2 separate regions of the Homo sapiens genome follow, and region 1 is linked to region 2. A link is an interaction called in ENCODE POLR2A ChIA-PET data of the cell type or tissue named here. Cell type or tissue: PC-9. All regions are shown on one strand. Links, peaks and the distances in the headings refer to the core of each region. The heading gives the core; the rest is flanking DNA. Region 1 overlaps JMJD1C (jumonji domain containing 1C). Region 2 overlaps EGR2 (early growth response 2).

The links. ChIA-PET counts read pairs that join two places held together with the same protein. Peaks named below come from ENCODE experiments on the same cell type or tissue, not always from the same donor. Only the 100,000 strongest peaks of a DNase experiment are listed, where the experiment ranks them.
Region 1: POLR2A ChIA-PET joins it to region 2 with 15 read pairs; 2 of 35 experiments call an interaction of 5 or more read pairs at or near these places.

Annotation. Positions count from the first base shown.
Region 1 is chr10:63,227,658-63,230,587 of GRCh38, reverse strand. The region is part of intron 3 of JMJD1C (jumonji domain containing 1C); the gene reads left to right. Among named protein-coding and RNA genes, the nearest start is that of NRBF2, 96 kb to the right of the region's middle. In PC-9, for the core only: no CTCF peak of the experiment used is centred there; no DNase peak of the experiment used is centred there; H3K27ac peaks cover 846 bases.
Region 2 is chr10:62,809,459-62,812,388 of GRCh38, reverse strand. EGR2 (early growth response 2) reads left to right here. Exons shown (of 2, transcript NM_000399.5): 2 at 1-393. Among named protein-coding and RNA genes, the nearest start is that of EGR2, 5.4 kb to the left of the region's middle. In PC-9, for the core only: no CTCF peak of the experiment used is centred there; no DNase peak of the experiment used is centred there.

The sequences.
Region 1 (2,930 bases), core at 161-2,660, 420 kb before region 2:
ACCATTGTGAATGCAACTTAAAGCTCCAATTGTATTTACAGTTACCATTTTATGAAATGGACAAAACATTTAGCTCTTATGTTTGTGGAGCCTTCTGCATATTATACAAGTTAATATGTTTCTTAAATTCTTATGATTAAATGTTGATGCTGTGAAAATGAATGGTATTCAAAACTTGTAAAAAGTGCAGGGTAAAGAAGTGGTGGAATTTTTTCGAAACAGAGTCTTTGCTCTGTTGCCCAGGCTGGAGTGCAGTGGCTTGATCTCAGCTCACTGCAGCCTCTGCCTCCCAGGTTCAACGGATTCTCCTGCCTCAGCCTCCTGAGTAGCTGGGATTACAGGCAAGCGCCACCATGCTCGACTAATTCTTGTATTTGTAATAGAGACAGGGTTCACCATGTTGGCCAGGCTGGTCTCGAACTCCTGATCTCAGGTGATCTGCCCACCTCAGCCTCCCAAAGTGCTGGGATTATAGGCATGAGCCACTGCACCCAGCTTATTTTCATTTTATGTGTAGACAGACTTAATGCCAAATTTAATGATTTGCCCGTGGACATGCTAGACATTGTCTTTAAGGTTCACTTCAAGTTACCAATTCCACTTAGGCCTCCATATCTGATGAATATGCTTACCAGTATGTTAATTTTTAGGAAAAAAACCTAAACCTATTTTGGGTTTTTTAAAATAGCCTTTTACTGAAATTGCTTTCTTTAGATCAGTGTGGGATCACAGTCATTCATCACTTTGTTTTGTTTCTAAATAAAAATAAAACTCGAATGCAAAGAATATTATTGGAATGCAAAAATGTAATAATTATAACAGATTAAAATGTTGGTGTTTGCTGTTTTCCCCTGGTACAACAATCCTTTTTTAGCCAATAAAAAAATAAATCTAAACATCATTCTGATTTTCTGAATGTCACTTCCATTTCTAGACTATTTCCAGTTACAATAAATGAAAATAGAGTTTTATTATATTTACTCCTTTCATCAATTCTATTCAGAAACTAAATTTGTCTCATCTAGTTGCAGAATGTAAATAATTTAGAAAGACTAAGCATATTTTATATTATCTTCTTGATTGTATGAATGAGAAAATAATTACATGGATAGTATAAATTGTTGTCCTATTTCTTCCTACCATCTTAATCTGTTTTTTTGTTTGTTTTTTTTTAAACTGCTGCTCATGGAGCAGGGCTACCCTGTAGGCAGTGTGCCCAGAGTAGCCCCATCCGAATCTTTATGTATAATTACGTTTTGGAAAGATAGACATTTTATTGCTTTAGTTTAAATGATAGTCTGGATTCTAGACGTCTGAATTAACCACAGCTAATCAAATGATGAAATTTTGTATACGGAGACTTAATTACCCCTTGCTTTTAATTATGTGAAATCTTTTAATATGTTTCCTTTTTTTTAAAAAAGTATTTATTTATATTTATATGTACTCAGACACACACACACCTACATAGAGAGCTTAAGAGATTAATCTATCGTGTCCTTAATAAATCAGGTAGACTATCTTTATAATATCTCTTACTTTTTAATGCATATTCTCATTTTTACTTTACTTGAGAGCCCAGAGAAGATGATGATTCCAATCTCTGAATGTAATAGTCATTGACCTAATGGAGGAAATCTTATCTTGCAAATTAGATAATTTTTCCTAAATTATGTACATTAAAATCAAGTATATTGTTATATTTGGAAGGCTAAGCATTGTCCAGAATAAATCAGGGAAACTCATTTACTTGTGAAAGTTTAAATAATGTATTTACCTTAAGATATTTTTGTCTTTACTGGTGAAAAGGATTTGGTATTGATTTAATTTCCTGTGCTCCTGATTGTATATATTTCAAGCATTTGTGGAAATAAGAGTTTGCAGTCAGTTAGATCAAATTGCATTAGTATATTTAAAATTGTATTTGATACATTGATGTAGAAGTTTTTAATCTTGCTTCATACTGGTTGTTCTGTTTTGTTGTTTTTAATTAGGAAAAGGCAAACTGTACCTACAAGCTAATCCAGCCTGCTTCTTGTTTTTATCTTTTCCTTTTTAATTTTTTTAGAGACAGGATCTCCCTCTGTCACCCAGGGTGGAGTACAGTGACTACAGTGATCATACCTCACTGTAGCTTTGAACTTCTGGGCATAAGGGATCCTCCCACCTCAGCCTCCTGAGTAGCTAGGATTAGAGGTACAAGCCACTGTGTCCAGTTACTTTTAGATTTTTAAACAGTTGAAAAAAACTCAAAAAGAAGAATATGTCATAACACCTAAACATTCTATGAAATTCAAATTTCATAGAATGCTAATATAGAAACATTTATTGGAACATAGCCATGCTCATTCATTTATGTATTTTTATGGTATTTTTTTAGCTACTTTTCTGCTGTAACAGCAGGGTTGAGTAGTTGTGACAACTGGTATGGCCCATAAAGCCTAATATATTAACTTTCTGGCCATTTACAAAAAATGTTTGCTAGCCCTTATTATAATTCATGAAAATACATGGAAGCCTTCAGCGGTACCTTCATTTAGTTAACTGCAGGTGGTATAGACAGCTTTGCTTTTTGAGCACCCCTGTAGCAACTTTCAAACTTTATATATTTCTTGTCCCAGCAAATCCTTATTAGCAAAATGGATTCTTGTATAAGTTAAAAAGATGTGGTGTGGTAAAAATTAATGTCACTCTTGTGGACTTAACATTCACGTTTTAAAACTGTTGCCAGCAATCTCAGGGATCTAAGAACAAGCAACTATTTGTAGTTTTGCTAAACCATGAATTTATGACTGGCGAAACTGGTATGGCAAAACATGTTCAATCACCTAATCTGATGTTCAGGATACAAAATAATTGCTTTTATGGTAACTCTTATACTATCAAAGATGGTTTTTATGGAGAAATTTATGTCATGGAATGGAATTTAA
Region 2 (2,930 bases), core at 181-2,680:
GAAACTAGGATGCATGCAATTGTGTTGGAAGTGTCCTTGGTGCCTTGTGTGATGTAGACAATGTTACAAGGTCTGCATGTAAATGGGTTGCCTTATTATGGAGAAAAAAAATCACTCCCTGAGTTTAGTATGGCTGTATATTTCTGCCTATTAATATTTGGAATTTTTTTTAGAAAGTATATTTTTGTATGCTTTGTTTTGTGACTTAAAAGTGTTACCTTTGTAGTCAAATTTCAGATAAGAATGTACATAATGTTACCGGAGCTGATTTGTTTGGTCATTAGCTCTTAATAGTTGTGAAAAAATAAATCTATTCTAACGCAAAACCACTAACTGAAGTTCAGATAATGGATGGTTTGTGACTATAGTGTAAATAAATACTTTTCAACAATATTTTTGTTGCAGAAATCATTTCTGAAATACTTACTGGGTGGGAATTAAACAGTCATTCAGTCTCTGTGGGAATATTTTTTAAAAACAGCACTAAGCACCAGTGAAAATGCTTTGACCAAACCATGGTCTCCAGATCTTCTTTGCTAGCCTGTGGACACCAACCCCAAAGCAGGCTCCATTCATAATCAAACACTAGTGTTCTGGGGATTTCCCCCATGCATTAGTGTAAAAGTGGGGAGGCGTTGTTTTGACTCATTGTTCCGTTGTCTCTAACAGCCTATAGCTTCTCTCTGCTCCTGAGTGGGCTCCGGAAAATAAATACTTACAAACAAGTGCCCACTCGGAGACAACACATTTACAGTCGCTTTCAGAACCCTGACCAGGGTCTAGAACTCAGACGAGATGTGGCTTTGTGGAAAGTGTGGTGGCGTGGTCAAGCTGGAAATGACTTTCAGCTTCCAGGATTAGTCTCATGACCACAGAAAACTTTTTGAAAAGCACTATCATCTCTTCAGATCGAAAATGCCCCCAGACGCTGCTGATGACAGCATGAATGGGTTGTCAAAGGAATTACCCCAGGACTCATTTCTCTCCAACCTTCACTTCCCAATTGATTACCCCTATTTGATAGAATCATTGATCTGCCAAAGGTTTGGTGGGTCTAGAAGTGACGATCAAAGTACTCAGCTCATTAGATAAGATAGGTGCCTCAAGAAAATCTCAAAGATAACCTAAACTAAATAGGCCAATATAGTCCTCCATGGTACTGGATAAAGGTTTGCAAAGAATATACTGTAGGGTTCATTTCACTGCAAGTCTTTTGTAGTGGTTTTAAAATATAAATTCACCAAAAATTAGTTAATTTAGCCACAAAGTAAACAGACGATGCCTTTGTGAAGTTATCATCTTTACTGTAAAATCTGGGCCTAAAAATCATTTAAGTTCACCCACTTCTGGATCCTTACACAAATGTAACATGTTGCTGCAGCGTCCACTGTTTAGCTGACATCTGAAAATCCCTTTGACTATTTGCCCTTCAGCACTGTTAAGACTCCCTCAGACTCAACCTGTATTTCAGAATAACAGATGATTACAGCTACTCTGGAAACCACCTTTTGCCCTTACCAGCACTAGAATTTGAGATCCAATTTGTGGAGGGAATGAATGCCTTTCTTCTGTATCTCTTCTCCATCCCTATTTCAAGGATGTCGAATCTCTCTATTCTATTACTACGAAACAAGAGTTTTCAGAACTTGTTTCATATTTTTTTAGTGACTGGTGTTTTCCCATTAGTTCCTATTTCCCAGCTTGTTGGCGTAATATCATCCTTGCTTGTCCAACTTTGGTAAGTATAAGACAATGCCACATTTTGATAATTACGTGATTTTAAAGAATACTTCCCTCCTACCAAGATTTCATTATATTAAAATATACCCAAATTTTGTAAGATATATTTGTCTTGCCAAATTCTAATTTTAGAGGATTTTCAATCAAGATAATCTTAACAATTACTTACGAAGCAGTAGACTAAAAGTCATCTCAAAAATAAAATAGAAGATATTTTGATGACAGCAAAATTGGTTACATAATCACTTTCACCCTGACGTGGGCTTGGTGAGGTAGCATTAACACACATACCATAAGGAACACCACATCTCAGCATTTTCTCAGAGCCAACTTTGTGGCTTTTACTAGTAGATTTCAACATGTGAGGTCAGTATCTTTAATCCGATTTTGCTCTCTGCTTAAAATGTTCAGGGTGCTTCTTGCACGTCTCATTTTTTACATTGCTCAAGAAATAAAGCATAGAAAAATGTCTTCTTCTAATCTTGTACATACACTTTTGGAGAAGAATTCCTTAAAGATTCGTAGTGCTTTTGAGATATTTCAATTCATATTAAAAATGGGTTGATAATACCTACACAAGGCTTACAAGTTTTCATAAACCTGGCTATTTAATTTCATTATCCCAGCTGCTAATAAGATTAAGGCAAATTGTTTCATATATATTAAAAATGGCTGCAGTGACATTTTAACCACTTAATAACCACTTTTGTGTGTGTGTGTCGGTGGGGGGGGGGCAGGGGGAAGAGCGGTCAGCATTAACACAAGTCCCAAAAATGCTGCCAGCAGAAGCTAAAACTAAACAAATACTACAGGAAAACAAAACAAAAAATAAGGAAAGAAAATAAGTCCTAAAACTCTTTCCTTCCAGAATGAAAGTATTTTTGTTTTCTTGTATAGTACTATCTTATTTTCCTTAGGTTAAATACAAAGTAAGCTTTTTTCTGTTACAGCAAAATAGTCCAATTAGACATTAGCTTCAGATGTGTTTTCCTTCAGGCTGTTTCAAAGCTCACTCTCAAGGAAATAAACTATTTTTAAGTGTATATTACTTGGGCTTTAGAAATCTGCAGAAGGCCACTAGATTTTAGTACAACATAATCTTACAGTATATACTGTGAACCTTTCATGGTAATCAAACTGTAGACATCAGAGCAGGTAAGGTTTTCCCTATCTGTCTTGCAATAATCAAG